3 separate regions of the Homo sapiens genome follow, and all the other regions are linked to region 1. Evidence: chromatin contacts called from ENCODE Hi-C or POLR2A ChIA-PET data. All regions are on one chromosome and are shown on one strand. Each heading gives the region's core, a stretch centred on a gene start or an enhancer-like site at or near the end of the contact. The rest is flanking DNA. Distances are from core to core; before and after follow the strand shown.

Region 1 (4,800 bases), core at 1,623-4,122:
AAAAAAAAAAAAGTGTCTTTAAAGTGAGGTATAGTCTTTCTCTGATCCACTTTTCACCTTCTGAGGTTTTTCATCTTGGCCCCTGAAAGGAGCTATTTTTGAAGGACTTGTGTTACTCAGTTTCTACAGGAATTACAAGATAAGAAAAAAAAAATCATATTTAGTCTTATGCGTGCCTACTGGCTAATGTTCACATATGCCAAACACTACTCAATAACATAAAATAATGTATGAACTTATTCTCTGGAAATGAGTGATGCCCTCTGCTCTAAGTAGACCATTTATATTAAATATCATAAATGTATAAAGGACATTCATATTCTTATAGTGGGAATACTTGCCTTTTTTGTTGATTTTATAGCATCCATTGTATTTTGGTGAGTGAAATAATAAGAATTTTTTAGTTTAGTGTTGTTTATTATAAAAGCTACAGCTACTGGTAGAAGCTACTTATGTGAATATTTAGTCACTCCAGTTACTTACAGGAAATAATACTACCACTTCAATGCCTTCCCAGAAGACCACAGAATCTCCACATCAGCTTTGTCTTTGGAAGCATGGTGATTTTTTTGGTAGAAGTTTTATCTTTAAATGATATGTAGCTTAGCCAAAATTTTAAAACAAATAGCATTGATTCACCAGAAGATTTCTAGAAGGTGGGATAAAGTCACCCTGGACGAATGTTTGTCATATTGAATTAGCATGACTTTGAGATATAATTATGTTTGTTTTTCCCTCCCACTGTCCACTTACATTTATTCAGTGGGCAGTTCTTCCCCTTCTTCAGATGTAAATTCAGATAGAGTCATGACTTTTCTGTTCACTCTTAGGTTTTAAAGTCCTACTGTGTAGTCCCTTAAGGTCATAAAACAGTGTCATTTTAGTAAGTAATATATCCAGTCAAAATTGCAAGCTTGATTTACAGTTGATGCTTCTTCCCTCACTCACCTCTGGCCTATTGCAAGTAGGAAGCTGGTTTCTGGGGAAAGGGAGACCATGGGCTTCTCTTCTTTTTCCACCTAGGTTTCCTTCAATGTTCTCCCCCTGCCCCAACCTACCATGTCTGGGTTGTAGCAAAGAAGAGAGTTAAGGGGAGCAGGAAAGTTGTTACCTGACTGTCATTGCTGTGGTGGTAGAGGATCAGCCCTATGTGACCCTGACAGACTAAAGTTGATTCTTGTGGGCATTCTTGTGGGTTCCTTTGTCAACCTCATCACGCTACTCACCTGAGGTTCCTCTGGCAAGGCAAATGTGTACTCCTTTTTCAGCCTCTAGGAATTTGGTGACTCTTTGAGGTTCTCAGTGCTGAAGTTCATTGCCTTCCTCCCAGGCCTGTTGGGCAGGACCTAAGCTGTCTCATGGTGGTCCACATCTGCTCCATGGGAAACACCTGCACGTTCTTTGTGCTGGCAAATTCTGTGTATGCAAGCTGATCCCTCTGCAGCCATTATTCTCCGCCTCCCACCTCCACCCCAAGCTGCCTCGGCTAGCCTCTCTCGGTTCAGATTTCTCATGCATGAATCAGACATTAGTCCACGGGGACCCTCAAACTACGTATACTGCCAATGGGAGTCTAAATTGGTACCTTGATGCAATCAACCCAGAGAGCAATTTGGTAATAGCTAACAAAGTTGCAGATTTCGCAGCAAATTCACTTTTGGGAATCTGCTTGGTGAATCCATTGCACATGATGTTCATTGCTGCTCTGTAAGGCCGTTAAAGTAGAAATAACCTCTCTCACTAAGGAATGTAAAAACAAATATGGGTCAGTCATACAATGAGCAGTGAAAATTATCTAGCGATTGACCAAATGGATAAATCTTGAGAGTATAATTTTGAGAGAGGAGAAAGGTGCACAATGAGAGGTACAACTATGATTCCATTCCATGATATGTCTAAACATGCAAAAGAAAATATTATTTATGGGTATGCATATAAGGACATGCATGGACATGATATACAACATTCTCAGCACAGTGATTGCCACTGGGGAGGGAGACAGAATGAGATGGAGGAGGTACGCAGGGGCTTCTGCCTATATGTATTGTTCTATTTAAAAAAGAATGAATCATTGATTACACCTCAATAAAGCTGGGAGGAAAAAAGAATGAAAGCAAGTCTGATAAAATTTCAAGCTAGTGGTCGGTCCACAGGAATCTGTATTACTCTATTTGAAATATTTTCATTATTTTACTTAAAAAGTAACAGAAGGGAGTCAGGGAATGAACGCTGGCTGTCCGGAGTCCATCACAAGAGCTGCTACTACTCCAAGCAGACACTAGTAAATTTTGCTAGGGCCTCCTGAAGGCACTTTTGAGTCCAGACAGTCATGGTGCCAGACCCTATTCGGACATCCCACTGGCACTTGAGAGGAAAGGAAAGGAGTGCCGGGAACGTTCCCATAACTTAACGGGTTCCATTCACGTCTACAGCAGGGGAGGGCTCATGTTAAGGAAGCCCAGGAATCCAGCATATCGCCTCATCCTAGGGCCCCCTCTCACAGGAGGCCACGCCCAAGCAAGCAGAGCGTGGCCCCAGCAAGCGCCGAGCTCCCGCAAGGAGACCAAATAGCTTCGGGGTTTTGCCACTAGCTTAGCACAGGCCCATAAGCACCGGGGACTCAAGGCACCTTTGTAGAAACAATGAGTGACTGGAGTCCCAGGTCTTGCCACTACAGAGGCGCGTATGAACCACGGTTTAACACTACGTCTACGCCGAAGTTCGGGTTAGTCAGAGGCCACGCCCACCGCAGGCCCGAAAACACCAGCCTGCACTGGCGCGCCGGATTGTGCGCAGGCTCCACCTGCCACGCACGCACGCCTTGCCCCGCCCCTTCCGGAGGCTCGCCGTACGCATGCGCCCTCCGTCCCGCGCTTTGTTGCGAAAGCGAGGGGGCGAGGTGCTGCGGTGCTAGAGCGCGGCGCGACCGGACGCTGCGGGCGGGGAAGAGGATGGAGACTGTGGCGTCCGCTGCAACGGTTGGGGCTGCGCGTGAGAAGGTGGCGGTGTAGGCACCTGCGCTCGGGGAAGGCTGGCGGCGGCGGCCGAGCCATGGCGGGAGACCCCCTTCTCTGGGCTCCCTGAAGTCTCGGGGAGCCGTGACCCATGGGATCGTTGAGCAGCCGGGTGCTGCGCCAGCCAAGACCAGCCCTTGCCCAGCAGGCGCAGGGTGCCAGGGCGGGGGGCTCGGCCCGGAGGCCGGACACTGGAGACGATGCGGCGGGCCACGGATTCTGTTACTGTGCGGGCAGCCACAAGCGCAAGCGGAGCAGCGGGTCCTTCTGCTACTGTCACCCTGACTCGGAGACGGACGAGGATGAGGAGGAGGGGGACGAGCAGCAGCGGCTCCTCAACACCCCTCGAAGGTACGTGGGGGCACGCACCCGCGCGGACCCGGACCCGCACCTGTTGGGCCTGGGGCCGAGCCGGCGCCTCGTGCGCTTGCGGGGTGCAGCGCTCCCCAGCCTATGGAGAGGGGACGTGCCCTTGACAGGGTGAATGTGGAAGCCGGCCCGATGCGGGGCGGACTGGGGAGCGCCTTGGGAGACGCCAGGTGTTCCGCATTTTCAACCACAGACGCTTCCAGGGTGTTGTTACAGCCCCAAGATGAGGATGAGAAACGCCAAGCCCGAGCTCGCGTCTCGTTAAACCTTAGAGACGCCCGGCTGGCTGGCCTTCCCAGTCCACCTTTGCCCTCTCAAGTGGGTAGCCGCAGAGTAAGTTGTTTTGCATCCGGTTGCCTTAGTACAGACACTAAATGTAATCTCTGAAATAGGCACTCTTATTGTCGCCCACTCAGTGGAGGGTAAGTAATTGCACACAGGAGTTCTTGTTAATTGTAAAGGTGAAGTTTATCAATAGTGTACATTTGTTCCTAACTAGGAACAGAGTCTGTGCAAGTTTCTAGTAGTTGATGAAGTCGTTGACCGTGGATGTACTGTATGTAGGGCGGTGCTGCTGCAGCTTGTTTAACCCCTTTTTTTTTTTTTTTTGGATGAGTTGAAAGATGGAATATTGACTTGTGACCTGGAATGTAGTTTATAGGTAGAATATATGCTTACACAAACAATTTGGTTTTTCTGCTTTTGTTTTTAAAGGTTATTTGGTAGGGTCACACATGAAATTTTTTAAATGATTTCTTTTTCTTTTTGAGACAGAGCCTTGCTCTGTCACTCAGGCCGGAGTGCAGTGGTGCGATCTCAACTCACTGCAACCTCCACCTCCTGGTTCAAGCGATTCTTGTGCCTCAGCCTCCCGAGTAGCTGGGACTACCGGCGCGCACCACCACGCCTGGCTAATGTTTTCTGTTTTTAGTAGAGACAGGTTTCATCGTGTTGGCCAGGCTTGTCTCAAATTCCCGACCTCAGGTGATCTGCTGGCCTCAGCCTCCCAAAGTGCTGGAATTATAGGCGTGAGCCACTGCGCACCCGGCCTAAAATTAAACTTTAAAAGCAGATTCAAAAAGGTTTTGCTATACAAGTGTTATATATTGTAAAAAAGGAATCATAGATTAAAAACTTAATAGTTTGGTTTATAAAACCTTTTGTACCTTTTTTTGTATGAATATTTGTATTTATTATACAAAAATGTACCCCTACTGTGAATACTATTCAGTAACTTTTTTAATTGTTTGTTTGATTTTTGGAGCTTTTTTCTAAAGGAGTCTCACTATATTGCCCAGGCTGGTCTCAAACGCCTGGGTTGAAGCGATCCTCCCACCTAAGCCTCCCAAAGGGCTGAGATTACAGGTGTGAGCCACCATGCCTGACCCTGTAACCTTTTTGAAGCGTCAGTGTAGCA
Region 2 (4,800 bases), core at 1,617-4,116, 1.3 Mb after region 1:
AGGAGCGCGCCACCACGCCCGGTTAATTTTTGTATTTTTAGTAGAGATGGGTTTTGCCATGTTGGCCAGGCTGGTCTTGAACTCCTGACCTCAGGTGATCCACCTTCCTCAGCCTCCCAAAGTGCTGGGATTACAGGCGTGAGTCACCGCGCCTGGCCGAACATAAGTCTGAATTTTCACTGAATATCTGGTTTGAGGAAACATACGTATTTAGAAAGTCATTCATTAGAAGTGCTTTCAAGTTAGTCTGGTAAGTTTTCTCTTAAACATTTGACCAGTTAATTTCACAGCACCATATATATATCTTCAACTTGTTTCAAACTATGATCAATTTTTTTTATTCATTACAGTAAGTAAACAGATTACATTTCTGTTAGCCCATTTACAGACGATTAATGAAAGTAAACCTATGCAGTCATGTAAGTTGGTCATTCTTGTCTCCCACCTAACAGGTTCAATTTCCATTTTCAGAACTTTTCTACGTGTTCACTCTGATTTTTCTGTGCTTTTGTTTTTCGGCGAAGTTTTATGTTCCTTAAAAGAGGGGCCATAACATAGAATTACCATGTAATCCAGCAATTCCACTTATGAGTATACACACCCCCAAAGAAGCGGGAATTCAGAAGTATTTGTACACCCACGTTCATAGCTGTATTACAATAGCCAAAAGGTGGGGATAACCCAAATGTCTATCAAGAGACGAATGGATAAACAAAATGTGGTATACACACACAATGGAATATTATTCAGTCTTAAAAAGCAATTTTTTTTTTTTTTCTGAGACGGAGTTTCGCTTTGGTTGCCCAGGCTGGAGTGCAGTGGCGCGATCTTGGCTCACGCCAACCTCCGCCTCCCGGGTTCAAGCGATTATCCTGCCTCAGCCTCCCGAGTACCCGGGATAACAGGCGTGTGCTACCACGCCCGGCTAATTTTTGTATTTTTAGTAGAGACGGGCTCACGCCTGTAATCCCAGCACTTTGGGAAGACGAGGTGGGCAGATCACCTGAGGCCAGGAGTTCCAAACCAGCCTGGCCAACATGGTGAAATCTCGTCTCCACTAAAAATGCAAAAAATTAGCCGGGCGTGGTGCCGGGTGCCTGTAATCCCAGCTACTCGGGAGGCTGAGGCGGAAGAATGGCTTGAACCTGGGAGGCAGAGGTTGCAGTGAGCTAACGCCACTGCACTCCAGCCTGGGCGACAGAGTGAGACTCTGTCTCAAAAAAAAAAAAAAAGGTAAATTTTACTTTATGTATATTCAACCACACACACACACACACAAGTGGAGACATTAAGCTTCAAGTATCTTAATAGGACAAATCAAAGGCAATCTTTGGAATACACTGTCTTCATTTTTCCTTTATGCCAAGATGTGTATGTAAGTACAAAACAAACATGCACCTTTATCTGTATTGAGTTCTTGCAGTATGTATATGACCTGTTGGAAGTCATACTTTTTCCCAAACTGTCAATCATTAAAGTGTGCAGTTCTAAAAATAGACATAAAAATGCCTTTTCCCAAATATTCATTTATTTATAGTTTTACGTTCCTATCTTGTGTATCACCTAAGAGGAAGGTATGCCTTACGGTTAAGAATGTGGGCTCTGGTGCTAGAAGGATTTATCACGAATGTCCCGGAGTAACTCTGGGGCATTACCACTTGGCACCTTCTTCCTAATAGGGAATCTCAGATTAAGGGAAATACTTGCCCTCTCATAAAAGGAGGAAGAGAAAAAAAAAAAGGATAAAAAGAGGAGAAAGTGAGTCAGAAAACGTGACAATTATTACAGTTATTTCTGTCATAACTGATTCTATGTACATATTTTAAAAAAAATGAAGGGGGAGAGAACTCAAGAAAGTTTCCAAATCCACATGCTTTTATCTGTGTACGCGATAAATATATTAGTGCACGTGGAAAAACCACTCCTTTTGTATTCTTTACACCACTGACCTTTGAGTGTTCCCAACAGAAAGCTGGTCACGCTTGGAGTTCGGCCGACTAGTAGTTGTTGTTTTTACGGAACGTGCTCTCCTTTCTGGTTTCTCCCCAGTCTCTTTATTGGTGCGCGGTAAAATAACTTACCGATCCGCTTCTATTTACTTCTGTCCCTGCCCTGCCTGACCTGCCGGGCAAGTTCCCTCGACTCTCCCGCCCACATACTGGAAGGTGCAGAGCCCAAGGCGCACAGCTCTCGGATGGAAATGGGACTCATGCACAAGGCAATCCCCGCTACTAAGCGGTGGCGCTTCTGGAAGGCACCCTCTGCCTAAGTGACAGCAGCTGCTGTGGAACGCGCCCCCGGGGGAGGACATTAGATCAAGGTGCTTTGGCCACGCCGAGGCCTCCTCCGCCCCCGACCGCCGTTCCCACGCTCCCTGTCCCATGGCGAAGGTCGCCGGTGCCCGGTATTCACCTACGGCATTCGCGGCTGCAGCCTTCAGCACCCGCGCCATTTTGGAAAGCAACCCGCCACGTCAAGACTAGCCACGGAGGTTGAGAGACGCGCGGCAGAGGGCGGGGCGGGAGGCAGAGGGGGCGGGGACAGAAAGGTCAGGGGCGTGGCGAAGGTCGCTGCTTTCCTGCTACAACGGGCCTACTTTAGCTAAAACAGAAACGTAAGGCCAGGACGGGTCACCCTTTGTGGGCCCCTGAAAAATACAAAACGAAGTTTGGAGAGAGTTGAAAGGCGTTTGGGCTGACCATGGAGATTTTTGTTTCCCACCCTCCTGCGAAAGCGCTCGCGCTGCCATTGGCTCTGGCTGAGGGCGAGTCCGGAACCTGTGCGCCGCGGAACTTTCGGCTCTGAAATCCAAGTTGCGCTGGGCGCATCTTTGCCGCGCGGTTTCCGGGCGGCTCCCTTCCCTTGCATGCTGCATTGTGTCGGGAGTTGCTGACAGCCATGGCGCCGCAGGTCTGGCGTCGACGGACCCTGGAGCGGTGTCTGACGGAAGTCGGCAAAGCCACGGGTCGGCCCGAGTGCTTCCTCACGTAAGTGCGCAGATCCCGGGCTCGGGGTGCGACCGGGGTCTCACGTGGACGCGGGTTGCAGGCCTCCGGCAAATTGTGGAGCTGGGGGAAGGTAAGGGGAAACGTAAAATCGCTTTTCCCCAAATTTCAGAGTTTATGCTTTCCTAGGCTATCAAAATTTTAAAAACTGTTAAAATTTGTATAGATGGATCTCTCAGTTGAGTGTTACTGAAATCACTCTAACCTCAATTGTTAACACCTAGAAGCTTCCCTTGGGCTTCTTACGCCCCCATCCCTCTACACACAGACTGTTGGTTTCTCCTTCCTCCTATGTGCTCTCAAAGCACTTAGCGCTTAGCATACTTTATTGAAAGTACGAACTTGTCACTTGTCTGTCCACCCCCCATGACTAAGCTTCTTCAGAAATAGAACTTCCATGTCTCTTCCCAACACAAGCGTTTTATATGTATTTTGTTGAAGAATTTAAAATGTGATCTATGAAATTATTACTCATTTATGTTTCAAACCCCAACCTTTCCCTGAGTTCCCAGCTCACAGCAACTACAGACTGAGCTTAGTTTGAATTCCGTAGCACACAACTGGGATATCCACACTGTACAACTTTTAACGATTTTTAAAATTTTGGTACTGTCAAGCATCTCAAATTCACTGCGTCCAAAATAGAGCTGTTGTGTCTGTTTAATAGAATTGTTGTTTCTACCCACCTATACTCTGCCATCCCCTGAAGTCCTTTTCCCATGCTACACCTGTCAAGCGCGTCTGTGTGAAGAGACCACTAAAACAGGCTTTGTGTGAGCCACAAGGCTGTTTATTCACTTGGGTGCAAGTGGGCTGAGTCCGAAAAGAGAGTCAACTAATGGTGATGGGGAAGGGGTTGCTTTATAGGAGTTGGGTAGGTAATGGAAAATTACAGTAAAAGGTGGTTATCTATTAGCAGAGGAGGACGGGGTCACAAGGTACATGGTGGGGAGATCATAAGACTTATTGTCCAGAAGAAGAATGTCACAAGGTCGATTGATCAGTTAAGGTAGGGCAGGGACAAGTCACAATGGAGGAATGTTGTAATGTTGATTAATCAATTAAGGCAGGAACTGGCTGTTTTATTTCTTTTGTGGTTTTTCGGCTGCCCCAGACTTCTTGGCTCCTGCAGGCCATCTGGACATATATGTGCAGGTCACAGGGGTTACAATGGCTGAGCTTCAGCTCAGAGGCCTGACACCACCACCCAAGCCTTCCCTATCTCAGTAAATGGCACTTCTGTCTTTTCAGGTACTCAAACATAAAACTAGGCTGCTACTTTAATGTCTTCATTTTTCTCTATTCTATATCTAATTCTTTAGCAATCCTGTCAGTTCTACCTCCAAACTATACTCAGCATATTCACTGCTCTAACTCCAGTCTAAATCACCATTATCCTTTCGCTGGAATGCTGCATCAACCTTCTAATCACTGTACTTTCCTCCTCCTCCCTCGTCCCTTTCTCCTTCCTTCGTGTAAATCATCATTTCATCCCTCTGCTTAAAATGTTTTCTCTTTACACTTTAAATGACAAATTCTTACTCCTGAACCATGCATAATTTGGCTCCCATCAGTCTCTCCAGCTTCACCCTCTGCCTCCTTCACACTCTAGCCATGGTCACCTGTTTGTTTCCTCAAGCTCACCTCTAGAGGATTTGCATCTTAGAGGATTTCTTCTGCCTGGAATACATGTTTCCCAACCTTTATAAGACTATCTCCTTATCTGTAGGTTTCCTCTCAGATGTGACATCTAAGAGAGGTTTTCCTTGACCACTGTAGCCAAAGCAAATGTTGA
Region 3 (4,800 bases), core at 1,462-3,961, 1.2 Mb after region 1:
TTGAGACGGAGTCTCACTCTGTCATCCAGGCTGGAGTGCAGTGGCGCGATCTCCTGGATTCAAGCAATTCTCTTGCCTCAGCCTCCTGAGTAGTTGGGACTACAGGCATGCACAACCACGCCCAGCTAATTTTTGTGTCTTTAGTAGAGACAGGGTTTTGCCATGTTGGCCAGGCTGGTCTCAAACTTCTGATGGCCTCCCAAAGTGCTGGGATTACAGGTGTGAGCCACCGCACCCAGCCCATTTCTCAAACTTTTTGACAGCAACCCACAGTAAGAAAAACATCTGCCAGGCGAGGTGGCTCACGCCTGGAATCCCAACACTTTGGGAGGCCAAGGCAGGCAGATCACCTGAGGTTGGGAGTTTGTGACCAGCCTGACCAACATGGAGAAACCCCATCTCTACTAAAAATACAAAATTAGCCAGGCATGGTGGCACATGCCTATAATCCCAGCTACTCGGGAGGCTGAGGCAGGAGAATCGCTTGAACCCAGGAGGCAGAGGTTGCGGTGAGCTGAGATTGTGCCACTGCACTCCAGCCTGGGTAATAAGAGCGAAACTCCATCTCAAAAAAAAAAAAAGAAAAAGAAAAACATTTTACACTGTGACCCCAACACATATATACATATATATGATTCAAAGCTCAAATTTCAATTCTATTTATGTTCCTTTTTTTAAAAAATGCTGATTGTGACCTACTATACAGCCAAATAATGAATCATGCCTACAGTTTGAAAAACACTACTGATAAGTACCTACAGTTGTCAGTGCTTAGCAAATGACAGTTGGCTGAATGAAGGGCTAATTACTGTGCCAACACCCACAAGCTGGGCCTCTGGACCAGAGCTGAGGGCTATAGTCTTGCCTCCACTGTGAACTCCCAACCTCAGCCATGCCCAGAGTGCACATGGCTGCTGACACCAGGCGACTTGAGGGGCTGTGGACGCTTTCTCTCCAATGGCACCCCTACCCCCAGCCTTTCCTGCAGCTGAAGGAAGTCTGTCCACCAGCAGTCACCCCTATGGCTTTGATATCAGTGGCAAGGACTGTGTCTTCAGTAAGAGAAGCCTCCCATGAGACCAGGGAAGGGCGAGGGCAGCGAAGCTGTGCCGATCTTAGGACAAATCACTTGATCCGATTAGAAAGATGGCAATGAACATATATGCAAAACTGTCTTATGGCTCCTCTAAGTTTTAAATGCTGTGAGCAGAGCAAAGGGCTAAAGACAGCGGGAGAGAGCTAAGCAAAGTCAAATCTACGGTCTTGTCAACAGAGAAGTACACTTCGCTGTCACCTTAAGGACTAGAGCACAAGGCCTGCAGTGAAACAATGCCACTTGGGGAAGGCGGCCAGGGAAGATCTGGGCCCAGGAGTGCAGACCCAAAAGACAGCGTTCAGGGCAAGGAGGTAAGAGTGTATGCTCAGGAAACAGCAGAGACACAGGCCTCATCATCCATGCCAAACTCTCCCCACTTCCTGCTTTTGAGGCAGGGCAAAAGAGTGAGGAGGACTCCTGGAGAAAGATGCCACTTACCCAGATCATGTATTTTATGATCCTGCTGGTGGCCACTGTGTATTCTTCTATCAGTTCTGCCAGGTAATAGAGTCCAGCCGCTGCAGGGTGGGAGGCAGGGAGACTATCAGCCAGGGTCACTCCCACCATCCTGGTCACCCCTCTCTCTGCAGCCCAGTCCCCATCCACCCTTCATGGACCCCAGAAGGTCAAGAACAAACCAAACATCCCATGTGTTGCCCTTCCAAGTCTGGAGAAGTAAAACTTTCTTAGGGCAACTAAGGACAAATCTCATAAAAATCAACGAAAGTCTGCATTTGATGCCACAGTACAATGATAACCTCTGGCTCAGAAAACGGAATTTCACGTATTCAATAAACACCTGCTGGGCACTTGGCATGAGCCAGGTCCCTGGGCTGAGAATACAGCTGAAAAAGACAGACAAGGGTCCTTCCCTGACCCAGCTTGGGAAAGGGAAGGGGAACAGTAGGGAGAGACAGACGAGTTTAGTGTGAGAAATGCTACTTTAGGGAAAGGACAGGGCACTGCTGGACCATCAACCCCTGTGGACTTCCCGGAAAAGATGACATCTCAACTGAGGCCGAATGGGAACCAGCCAGAGGAGAAGTGTCAAAGGTGGAGAGAGCAGGGAGCATGAAGGGCCAGAGGCGCAAAGGCGGCGGTAGGCGTTGGGGAAAAGTTCCGCGCGGCAGGCCCGCGAAGAGTGGGAGCCGCAGCGGTTAGCGGTCCGCAGACGCGGGGGCGGCACTCGAGTCACCCTTTCTCGGGCAGTGCCGGAGCGGACTCTGTGACACCTGGAAGGAGCCACGGTCAGGCCGGGCTGCCAGGCTCGACAGGAGGGGCAGGATCAGGCGGGAAGGGGTTGGGGCGGCGAAGGCCGGGAGCGCCGGGCAGTGGTCCCCCGAGTGGCTCCGAAACCCCCGCGATGCGACCCCCAACGAGCACCGATGCCGGGGCGGGAGCCCGCGCGGGCCGGGGTCGTGCAGTCTCACCGACAGCCAGCGTGATGAAGGCCACCTGGATGAAGAGCGACAGCCAGCTCAGCAGGTACATGAACCACATGGCGCCCCCACCCGCCCGCTCCCCGGCCACCGGGACGGGCCTGCGCGCTTCGGCTCCGGCGACACACAGCCGCCACCGCCGCCGCCGCCGCCGCGTCCCCGCCCCGCGGACGACAGGACGACGGTGCGCCGCCGCCGAGAGGAGCCCGGCCCTAGCGCTGCCCGGGGCCAGGCTCGCGCTAGCGCCGCCCGCCGGAGAGGAGGGCCAACCGCCGCTGCCCCGCCAGGATCCCCCGCTCCACTGAGGGGAATGAATGCAGACCGCTGCAGCCAGAGGGAGGCGGGACGGTGCCCAGGGGCGGAGACGACCAAGCGCCCATACTGGGGCTCGGAGTGCAGCCTCCAGTCCCTCCCTGTGCACTCCCGTACCAGCCTGGAGGTGGTCCAGGGCCGGACAGGGCCGCCCGACCGCGCCCCAGCAACCTCCCCAGAACCTGCCTCCCGGCAGGTTGCGGACAAGTCTGTCTCTTGCTATCGCAGGTGATAGGGACAAAATTATTGAATTCCTAATATGTGCCACGCTCTGTGATAAAGGCGAGGTGTGTTCTTGTCGGAAATTTGAGCAGATAATGTAAATCATTTTATAGACGGGGAAGCCGGGGCCAAAGGAAGTTGCCCTGGGTCATGCACCTAGGAAGCGGCACAATCAGGAGTTGGGGTGATTTTAATCGGTCATCCTCCGGCCTAATTCCCCTCTAGGCTGTTCTTTTGGGGTACATTCTGCACCTTTGTATCGCCTGCACCTCACCCCTTGCCGGGCACGCAGGGCGTCCGCTAGGCGCTGGATGCATTTACTACACCTCTGGGAGGGTTCCTGAGGGGCACCTGGAACCGGTTAGTCCTTGTCAACAAGTCTCCCATCTAGTGGCGGAGACAGGCATGCAAAATAAAGTATGTAGAACAAGAGTCTAGTAGGCTTATTTCAGAATCATATTTTTCCTGCATAAAAATACGTATTCCTAAAAAAAACAATTACCGTATGATTTAGCAATTCTACTTCTGGGTATATACCCAAAAGAACTGAGAAAGCAGAGACATTTGTATACCAATATTCATAGCATTATTCACAATGGTCAGAAGAGGGAAGCAACCCAAATGTCCATCGGTTGACGAAAAGATAGACATAAAGTGCTATAAACATACAATGGAATATTATCTAGCCTTAAAATGAAGTGAAATTCTGACACATGCTACAACATCAATGAACCTTGAAGGCATGATGCTAAGTGAAATAAGCCAAATAGGGAAGGACACACATTGTATGATTCCCCTCATATGAGGTACCCAGAGTAGTCAAAATCATGGGCAGAAAGTTAAATGGTGCTTGCCAGGGTCTGGGGGACAAAGAATGGGGAGTTACTTTTTAATGGATACAGGGTTTCAGTTTGGGAAGATGGATGGTGCTGATGGCATCACAACAGTGTGAATGTGCTTAATGTCACTGAATTGTATACAGTGTTACAGAATTGTAAAATGGTTAAAACGGTCAATTTTATGTTATGCATAGCTTCCCCCTCCCCCCAACAAAATACATAAGATTACAAAGCCCATCCTGGCTAACACGGTGAAACCCAGTCTCTACTAAAAATACAAAAAATTAGCCGGGCTTGGTGGCGGGCGCCTGTAGTCCCAGCTACTCAAGAAACTGAGGCAGGAGAAGAGCGTGAACCCGGGAGGCAGAAGTTGCAGTGAGCCGAGATTGCGCCACTGCACTCCAGCCTGGGCGACAGAGCGAGACTCCGTCTCAAGAAAAAAAAAAAAAAAAAGATTACAAAGCAGGCTGGGCACAGTGGCTCATGCCTGTAATCCCAGTACTTTGGGAGGCTGAGGTAGGAGGATCACTTGAGGCCAGGAGTTCAAGACCAGCCTGGGCAAAGAAAAATTTTAAAATGGCCAGGCATGGTGGTGCGTACCTGTAGTCGCAGTTACTCTGGGCTGAGGCAGGAGGATTACTTGAGTCCAGGAGATGGCGGCTGCAGTGAGCTATGATTGGGCCACTGCATTCCAGCTGGGATGACAGAATGAAAACTTGTCTCAAAAAAAAAAAAAATTGCAGTTGCCGGGCGCGGTGGCTCACGCCTGTAATCCCAGCACTTTGGGAGGCCGAGGCGGGAGGATCACGAGGTCAGGAGATTGAGACCATCCTGGCTAACACGGTGAAACTCTGTCTCCACTAAAAAATACAAAAAAAAAAATTAGCCGGGC

What was found. Hi-C counts contacts between places; a loop is a spot of excess contacts on that map. ChIA-PET counts read pairs that join two places held with the same protein, here RNA polymerase II (POLR2A). Pooled maps may share reads with other maps.
Region 2: a pooled map shows a loop between it and region 1 (18-fold over the local background). The contact joins the promoter of MPHOSPH10 here to the promoter of GMCL1 in region 1. A Hi-C loop is called at or near these places in 7 of 50 pooled maps.
Region 3: a loop to region 1 is called in a map of naive thymus-derived CD4-positive, alpha-beta T cell, with 4 times the contacts of the local background. The contact joins the promoter of TEX261 here to the promoter of GMCL1 in region 1. A Hi-C loop is called at or near these places in 1 of 168 maps with a recorded cell type or tissue (naive thymus-derived CD4-positive, alpha-beta T cell) and 5 of 50 pooled maps. POLR2A ChIA-PET finds 5 or more read pairs at or near these places in 1 of 52 experiments (naive thymus-derived CD4-positive, alpha-beta T cell).

What each region holds. Positions count from the first base shown.
Region 1 is chr2:69,826,788-69,831,587 of GRCh38, forward strand. It overlaps GMCL1 (germ cell-less 1, spermatogenesis associated), which reads left to right and starts at 2,873. Exons shown (of 14, transcript NM_178439.5): 1 at 2,873-3,365. The coding sequence starts at 3,106. It overlaps LOC124906021 (a long non-coding RNA gene), which reads right to left and starts at 2,744. Exons shown (of 2, transcript XR_007086846.1): 1 at 1,227-2,744. It overlaps ANXA4 (annexin A4), which reads left to right. Exons shown (of 13, transcript NM_001153.5): 13 at 1-325. RefSeq lists enhancers at 1,909-2,830, 2,225-2,314, 2,831-3,751 and silencers at 2,725-2,954, 3,335-3,414, 3,362-3,537.
Region 2 is chr2:71,127,768-71,132,567 of GRCh38, forward strand. MPHOSPH10 (M-phase phosphoprotein 10) reads left to right here and starts at 2,867. Exons shown (of 11, transcript NM_005791.3): 1 at 2,867-2,987. The coding sequence starts at 2,899. MCEE (methylmalonyl-CoA epimerase) reads right to left here and starts at 2,462. Exons shown (of 3, transcript NM_032601.4): 1 at 2,413-2,462. The coding sequence starts at 2,452. RefSeq lists enhancers at 1,685-2,543, 2,865-2,914, 3,015-3,064.
Region 3 is chr2:70,992,162-70,996,961 of GRCh38, forward strand. It overlaps TEX261 (testis expressed 261), which reads right to left and starts at 2,712. Exons shown (of 6, transcript NM_144582.3): 1 at 2,527-2,712; 2 at 1,535-1,614. The coding sequence starts at 2,596. RefSeq lists silencers at 2,284-2,373, 2,404-2,933 and an enhancer at 3,474-3,523.